2 separate regions of the Homo sapiens genome follow, and region 1 is linked to region 2. A link is an interaction called in ENCODE POLR2A ChIA-PET data of the cell type or tissue named here. Cell type or tissue: GM12878. All regions are shown on one strand. Each heading gives the region's core, and the rest is flanking DNA. Links, peaks and the distances in the headings are about the cores only. Region 1 overlaps SLC39A11 (solute carrier family 39 member 11). Region 2 overlaps VCF1 (VCP nuclear cofactor family member 1).

The links. Peaks named below come from ENCODE experiments on the same cell type or tissue, not always from the same donor. Only the 100,000 strongest peaks of a DNase experiment are listed, where the experiment ranks them.
Region 1: POLR2A ChIA-PET joins it to region 2 with 5 read pairs; 2 of 35 experiments call an interaction of 5 or more read pairs at or near these places.

The regions. Positions count from the first base shown.
Region 1 is chr17:72,990,878-72,995,275 of GRCh38, forward strand. The region is part of intron 4 of SLC39A11 (solute carrier family 39 member 11); the gene reads right to left. Among named protein-coding and RNA genes, the nearest start is that of SLC39A11, 100 kb to the right of the region's middle. RefSeq lists enhancers at 1,990-2,079, 2,200-2,249. In GM12878, for the core only: no CTCF peak of the experiment used is centred there; DNase peaks (open chromatin) are centred at 2,084 and 2,384; H3K27ac peaks cover 1,264 bases.
Region 2 is chr17:73,218,505-73,222,902 of GRCh38, forward strand. The region is part of intron 2 of VCF1 (VCP nuclear cofactor family member 1); the gene reads right to left. Among named protein-coding and RNA genes, the nearest start is that of VCF1, 12 kb to the right of the region's middle. In GM12878, for the core only: no CTCF peak of the experiment used is centred there; no DNase peak of the experiment used is centred there.

The DNA of each region.
Region 1 (4,398 bases), core at 262-4,261, 230 kb before region 2:
GTACGGAAGAAATATTTTGGTGACTATTACATGAGACAAAGTCTGCTGATCTACTGTCAAATACAATTCGTTTTTCCTTTACTTTGAGGTCATTTAGTCAATAGTTTTTAAGACTCCTTCTTAAGGCAATCTTTCAGAAATGTAGAAGAGTACAGAGAATAACAAGATGTAAGTCCACGTACCAACGATCTAGATTTAATAAAGGTTAACCTGTTACCATATTTGATTCAGATTTTTTAAGTAAACTATTACAGAAAGAATTGCAGCTCTTCTCTCTCCGCACCAATTAGAGGTACTCAATATCTGAAAAATTCCATGGGTATGCTTTATAACGCTATTTTTACACTTTTAATACCATGCTAATATATTTTTATATGTCTACAAAAAATTCACACTATTATTTTATACAATTTCAAACTTTAGTTAAATAGTATTTTACTGTATGTAGCATTCGGCAACTTTTGTTATTTTTATTTATTTTTTAATTTTTTTTTTTTTGAGATGGAGCCTTGCTCTGTCACCCAGACTGGGGTGCAGTGGCGTGATCTCGGCTCACCACAACCTCCACCTCCCGGGTTGAAGCAATTCTCCTGCCTCAGCCTCTCAAATAGCTGGGATTACAGGCCCACGCCACCACACCCGGCTAATTTTTGTATTTTTATTAGAGATGGGGGTTTCACCATGTTGGCCAGGCTGGTCTTGAACTCCTGATCTCAGATAATCCCCCCGCCTTGGCCTCCCAAAGTGCTGGGATTACAGGTGTGAGCCACTGGGCCCGGCCATGCAACTTACTTTTTTAAATGGCTACTTAGCCATGCTATCTTAATGAATTTACCACAATTTAATTATTCATTCTTCTACTGACTGATAATGTATTCATTTCCAATTTTTCACCATTACAAGAAATGCTGCAATGAACATTCTCATGCAGGGTTCCCTGTGTACATTCGCAAGAATGCCTGAAGAACATGTATCTAAAACTGAAACTGCTTTGTCATGGGATATGTTATATCTTCAGTTTTACCAGATATTAACAAATTACTCACCAAGATGGTTGTATCAATTTGCACTCCCATCAACAGTGCATGAGAGTTCCTATTTATCAAAAATCTCTTTTGTCAATACTGAATATTGTCAAACCTTTTCTCATTTTTTTTGGTCAAATACAAAAGGTGAGAATTTAAATCGCAGAGGCCAGGAGTGGCGGCTCACACCTGTAATCCCAGCACTTTGGGAGGCTGAGGCAGATGGATCACCTGAGTTCAGGAGTTCCAGACCAGCCTGGCCAACATAGTGAAACCCCATCTCTACTAAAAATACTAAAATTACTCGAGCTTGGTGGCAGGCACTTGTAATCTCAGCTTTACTTGGGAGACTGAGGCAGGAGAATTGCTTGAACCCAGGAGGTGGAGGTGGCAGTGAGCCGAGATCACGCCATTGCACTCCAGCCAGGGTGACAAGAGTGAAACTTCATCTCAAAAAACGAACAAAAAAAGAAAAACAAAATAATTTAAATTGCATTCCCTTTATTACCAGTGAAACTGGGCATCTTTTCATGTGTTTATTGGTTCTTTAGGGCTCCTTCCTCATAAATTCCTAATCAAATAGTTTGTTCAATTTTTTTACTGTGCACGGTTTGCCCCTTTTCATTGATTTGTGGAAGACCTTTATATATTCTGGACACCAATATTTCATCAGTTGTGTGTATTGCAAATATCTTCTCACAAGCCTTGGCTTGAATTTAACTCTATAACGTCTTTTGTCACAGAGAAGTTTGTTTTTCTTAATGTTATAAATTGCTTTATCACTAGTTGGCTACTCATTAAAATCACCTGGAGAGCTTTTAAAAAATACTAATGCTAAAAAATAAGTTACAGCGTTAGAAAGCAGATCAGTGGTTACCTGGGTTCAGATTGGCACATGGGGGATGTATTAGTCTGTTCTCATGCTGCTAATAAAGACACACCCGAGACTGGGTAATTTATAAAGAAAAAAGAGGTTTAATGGACTCACAGTTCCACATGGCTGGGGAGGCCTCACAGTCATGGCAGAAAGCGAAAGGCACATCTTACATGCTGGCAGACAAGAGAGAGCTTGCACAGGGAAACTCCCCCTTATAAAACCATCAGATCTTGTGAGACTTATTCACTATCATGAGAACAGCACAGGAAACACCCGCCCCCATGATTCAATTACCTCCCACTAGGTCCCTCCCAGGACATGTGGGAATTGTGGGAGCCACAATTCAAGATGAGATTTGGGTGGGGGACACAGCCAAACCATATCGGGGGTGCTGACTCAGAAGGGGCAGCAGGCACCAGGGAATTTCCTACAAGGGTAGGAAAAAATCTTAAATTTGATTATTGTAAAGATTACACAGGTGTACACATTTGTCAAAACACACTAAACTAGAAAGTTAAAATGGGAGCGTTTTATGTAAATTATACCTCAATACAGTTGATTTGAAAAAACAGATGCCTGGGCTCTACCACGTACAATTTTAGTTAGAATCTGTAGGAGTTGAAACCCACAATCTGTATTTGTTTTAAGTGTCCACAGATGATTAAAATGTGCAGCCAGGGCTGAGAACCACTGTCCTAAATATTGTTGAAGCATTGCTAACTTCGCCTGGGAGCATTTTTGCAAAGGGTATATGGTAGATTACAATTTTGGAGGCGATTCCACTGGATCAACATTTATTGACTAATCAATCCTTTTCCCACTGAATTATAATGGCAACTCTGCCATGTTCCATACACCAAGTTTCTATATATTCATGAGACTTGCCAGTCTTCCCCGTTGATTCTGTACAGCTATGGCACAATGTCACACTGTTGTAATTACCAAAATGTTCTGCTGTTTGCAAGGTCAAAATCCTTTCTCTTCCTCCTCCCTCTCTTACTCTCCTTCCAAAATTTAAGATTTTTTCCTACCCTTGAAATTCCCTGGTGCCTACTGCCCCTTCCGAGTCAGCACCCCCAATATGGTTTGGCTGTGTCCCCCACCCAAATCTCATCTTGAATTGTAGCTCCCACAATTCCCACATGTCCTGGGAGGGACCTAGTGGGAGGTAATTGAATCATGGGGGCGGGTGTTTCCCGTGCTATTCTCATGATAGCACCTATTCTTGGTCCTGTATTTTTCCATATGAACTACATATTTAGCCTCACGAGTTTCACCCAAGTTTCACCCGTTACAGTCATGAACTGCCACGCCTGGCCTGGTTTCTACTTTTCTTCATAAAAATCCTGCAGTATTTCATTTGCTTCATATACAGTAGCCAAAACCCACAAGCAATTCAATGTCCACCAACAATAGGATGAATAAATAAATATATTCATATGGTGGAGCATTGTATAACAGTCAAAAGGAATTAACAAGAGCTATAGACAATGATGTGGATAAATTTTATTCCTATATTTAATGAAAGAAGCAAAATACACAACTAATATATATAGAATGTTTTCATTTATATACAATTGAAATACTAAATCATGTTGTTTAGGGATGTACATATAAGGGTTGAAACTATAAAAAAGAGGTAATTATAAAAGTCAGAATAGTGGTGACTTAGCAGCAAGTAGCAACAGGGATTGATCAAGAGGGGAATACATGGGGAGTTAGGGGGACTTTTGTTTCTTGGCATGGTGGCGGTTACAAAGATATTTGCTTTAGAATTATTCATTACGTTTGTTGTATAAAGTTTTTTACGTGTATCATATTTCATAATAAAGTGAAAAAGCGCTTTTAATTAGAAATCTGAGCTCTGGTACTCCACAAACAGGATCCAGCCTACTTTAAGTAGAAGGTTCTCTCTAGATAGGAGCTGAGGATATGGCCTGACCCGCTTGATCTCTGTGCATCATTTAACTCTAAATCATCTCTTTAGAAAGAACAAACACTCCATGAGACTTTCAAATCAAATGCCCTATACGGACTGGGTTCTTGATGCTTTTAGCTTCTCCATGCTTTGAATATATTATATGTTGGAGGTGAAGGAGGGGGTTATTTGGGCTAATTGAACATATTACCCGACAAAGCATGGTGCTAGTTTCCACCTGGATACAGAGGTGAGTTAGGTAAGACCCTGCCCTAAAAAGCTTGCAGTAGCCAGTTAGGCAGCCAACAGCCATTCCCACTAGCATCTATGTCTCTTCTTCAACCTGGACAGAGAGTTAGATTATATATGATACAGCCCTGCCTTCCTGTCTTGACCTCATCTCTCAACACTTTCAAGCTCTCCATGGCAGGTTGAATGACTGGCCCCAGTTCTTTAGCCCTCCCTGCAACCATGCCCTTGTCATGGCCTTATCATGAGCACAGTGTGTTTCCCCACCCCTTGACCTTGGGCTTGGCCATGTGATTTGCCTTTCATCCAAATAGATGTGCAAGTGACTA
Region 2 (4,398 bases), core at 203-4,202:
GGCCAAAAAATAAGGCCCAGCAGTAGAAAAAGATGTGTATGTGTATATCTTCAGTACTTAATAACAGATTTTAACATTCTGTTTCAATAAGAAACTGCTGCCGGGCGCGGTGGCTCACGCCTGTAATCCGAGCACTTTGGGAGGCTGAGGTGGGCAGATCACCTGGGCTCGGGAGTTCGAGACCACCCTGACCAACATGGAGAAACCCCGTCTCTACTAAAAATACAAAAAATGGCCAGGCGCAGTGGCTCACGCCTGTAATCCCACCACTTTGGGAGGCCGAGGCGGGCGGATCACGAGGTCAGGAGATAGAGACCATCCTGGCTAACACGGTGAAACCCCGTCTCTACTAAAAATACAAAAAAATTAGCCAGGCGTGGTGGCGTGCGCCTGTAGTCCCAGCTACTTGGGAGGCTGAGGCAGGAGAATGGCATGAACCTGGGAGGCGGAGCTTGCAGTGAGCCGAGGTCATGCCACTGCACTATGGCCTGGATGGCAGAGCGAGACTCCGTCTCAAAAAAAAAAAATACAAAAAATTAGCCAGGTGTGGTTGTGCATTGCCTGTAATCCCAGCTACTCGGAAGGCTGAGGCAGGCGAATCGCTTGAACCCGGGAGGCAGAGGTTGCAGTGAGCCAAGATTGTGCCATAGCACTCCAGCCTGGGCAACAAGAGAAAAACTCCGTCTCAAAAAAAAAAAAAAAAAAAAAACGACGAAACTGCTTGGGGTAGCTTAGTATGCTGTGAATTGAGGTATTTACAAACATATCAAGGACTTAAACTGTAAGCAAAGTAAATGTATTCTATAAATTAGACTAACAGCACTGTTCCTCCCTTTTGAATGGATCTTTTAAGAAATTAATCTCGGCTGGGCGCGGTGGCTCATGCCTGTAATCCCAGTCCTCTGGAGGCCGAGGTGGGTGGATCACGAGGTCAGGAGATTGAGACCATCCTGGCGAACACTGTGGAACCCCGTCTCTACTAAAAATACAAAAAAATTAGCCGGGTGTGGTGGCAGGCGCCTGTAGTTCCAGCTACTCGGGAGGCTGAGGCAGGAGAATGGTGTGAACCTGGGGGGCAGAGCTTGCAGTGAGCGGAGATCACACCACTGCACTCCAGCCTGGGCAACAGAGCGAGACTCTGTCTCCAAAAAAAAAGAAAAAAGAAAAAAAAATGAAATTAATCTCAGGCCAGGCATGGTGGCTCATGCCTATAATCCTAGCACTTTGGAAGGCCGAGGCAGGTGGATCACGTGAGTCCAGGAGTTCGAGATCAGCCTGGGCAACATGGTGAAAACCTGTCTCTACAAAAAGAATATAAAAATAAGCTGGGCATGGCAGTGCGCGCCTGTAGTCCCAGTTACTCAGGAGGCTGAGGTGGGAGGATCACCTGAGCCTGGGGAGGTCAAGGCTGCAGTAAGCCATGATCATACCACCACACTCTAGCCTGGGAGACAGAGTGAGACCCTGTCTCCAAAAAAAGAAAAAAAAAAAAAACAAAACTTAATTTCAGAGTTAATTTGCTACAGGGTTCTAAACACACAATCCTAACAGTTTCACTGAAAAGAGTCGGCCAAATCAGTCTGTCTCTTAGAATGTATTAATACTACAACTCTAAGACGGATTAAAGATGAGAATGGGCAAGAATGAAGAGCTTAAAATAACATTTAAAAAAATTATTCTAAATACTCCTATTGTCATATGAATTCACATTATTTTTTAAAAAATCACCCAACACTCAGCTAATTCTTATCAGTTAAAACAAATGAATTTATAGACTCCTAACTTTATGATAAATGGATCCCCTGGTTCTATTCTTTTTTAATTTCTCACACTTCCGCATTCCCACTAAGAATTCCCTTAGGATTTTAATATTAACATCAAAAATTTTGCCTTCTAGTAGAGACAAAGGGGCTGAAGCTGTCCTAGGTAAGCCACTTCTTTTTTTTGTTTTTTATTTTGAGATGGAGACTCGCTCTGTCACCCAGGCTGGAGTGCGGTGGTGCGATCTCATCTCACTGCAACCTCCGCCTCCTAGGTTCATGTGATTCTCCTGCCTAGGCCTCCTGAGTAACTGGGACTCCAGGCATGCACCACCACGCCCAGCCAATTTTTGTATTGTTAGTAGAGACGGGGTTTCACCATGTTGACCAAACTGGTGTCAAACTCCTGACCTCAGGTGATCCACCTGCCTCTGTCTCCCAAAGTGCTGGGATTATAGACATGGCCCGGCAGCCACTTCTGTTTTATCTCCACATTTTTTCACTCTCTATCTGATATTACTTCACACTGGTCTAAAAAATCAAAATGGTCTTGTTAAGCTAAGTTAAAGGTATTAAAAAAAATTGAGGTCTTTGTACTTTTAAAAGGTATTGCTTTTTTTTTAATTTAGATTTTTTTTTTTTTTTTTTTTTTGAGATGGAGTCTCGCTCTGTCGCCCAGTCTGGAGTGCAGTGGTGCAATCTCAGCTCACTGCAACCTCCGCCTCCCGGGTCCAAGCAGTTCTCCTGCCTCAGCCTCCTGAGTAGCTGGGATTACAGGTACGCGCCACCACGCCCGGTTAATTTTTGTATTTTTAGTAGAGACGGGGTTTCACCATGTTGGTCAGGCTGGTCTCGAACTCCTGACCTCGTGATCTGCCCGCCTTGGCCTCCCAAAGTGCTGGGATTGCAGGCATGAGCCACCGGGCCCCAGCCAAATTTAGATTTTAATTTCTTCCCTCCTAAGGATGAGAAGATACTGCTTTTATTTACTCAAGTAGAAGCACTTTTTACAAGGCATATACCTAGGTAACAGAAGCTAGATTTACACAGAAACTTCTAGTGTAATTTGTAGATAAAGATATTAAAACTGAAAGTAAAGAACATTACTCCTTCTACATGTAAATAATAGAATTCAACCTAAAAAGACTAGACCCTAAAAAAAAAATTTAAGTTAAATCTAAGTAGTTTTTACCCATCCAAATAGTTGCCCAAGATCAGGATTTGATAGAAAAAAATTGATAAAATCATTTCACTTCTTGCTCAGTGAAGAGAAAACTGAGCCTGAGATAGATGTTAACTAATGTGATTCATCTAGAATGGCTTTACACGAAACAAAAAATTAGGCTGGGCATGGTGGCTCACACCTGTAATCCTAATACTTTGGAAGGCCAAGGTGGAAGGATTGCTTGAGCCCAGGAGTTCAAGATCAGCCTGGACAACATGAGGAGACCCCCATCTCCACAAAAAAAATTTTAAAACTAGCCAGGTGGGCCGGGCGCGGTGGCTCACGCCTGTAATCCCAGCACTTTGGGAGGCCGAGGCGGGCGGATCATGAGATCAAGAGATCGAGACCATTCTGGCCAACATGGTGAAACCCCGTCTCTACTAAAAGTACAAAAATTAGCTGGGCGTGGTGGCGGTCCCCTGTAGTCCCAGCTACTCGGGAGGCTGAGGCAGGAGAATTGCTTGAACCCTCCCCAGAGGCGGAGGCTGCAGTGAGCTGAGATGCGCCACTGCATTCCAGCCTGGGGAAAGAGCGAGACTCTGTCTCAAAAAAAAAAAAAAAAAAAAAACTAGCCAGGTGTAGTGGCGCACACCTGTAGTTTGGGAGGCTGAGCAGGGAGGAGTGCTTAAGCCCATGAGTTCACAGCTGCAGTAAGCCATGACAGCACCACGGCACTCCTGCCTAGGCAACTGAGCAAGACCCTGTCTCAAAAAAAAAAAAAAAATTAAATTAGTAAATACTTCAACTTAAAAAAATAGTATTCTAAGGCTCATAAGTCATTAAGTCCAAGTTACTGGAGTTAAAATTCAAAGTCTTCAATTCAAGCACTAATCAGAGATTTGGAAAAAAAAAACACAAGACCACATTTTTGTTTTTTTTCTTGCTAGAAATCTAAAATTGCTTTATAGCTAAGATCATATCATGCCATGTACTTGGAAAAAACAGCTTCTAGATAAAAAGAGAAGGAAAATTGTTCTTCTCTGTTCCTGACTCAAAACAAAACTAGGGCTGGGCGCGGTGGCTCACGCCTATAATCCCAGCACTTTGGAAGGCCAAGGCGGATGGATCACCTAAGGTCAGGAGTTTGAGACCAGCCTGGCCAACATCGTGAAACCCATTTCTACTAAAAATACAAAAATTTGCTGGGCGAGCTGGCGGGTGCCTGTAATCCCAGCTACTCAGGAGGCTGAGGCAGGAGAATCACTTGAACCTGGGAGGTGGAGGTTGCAGTGAGCTGAGATCATGCCACTGCACTCCAGCCTAGGTGACAGAGCGAAACTCTGTCTCAAAAAAAAAAAAAAAGAAAAAAAAAGAGAAGACTAGGCTCTAGCTGCTCCTGGATATATTTAGCAAAGTCTCGCAGAACCTCTGTTCTATCTTCTGGGAGAGCACACACCATGGTCAGGAGCGTGC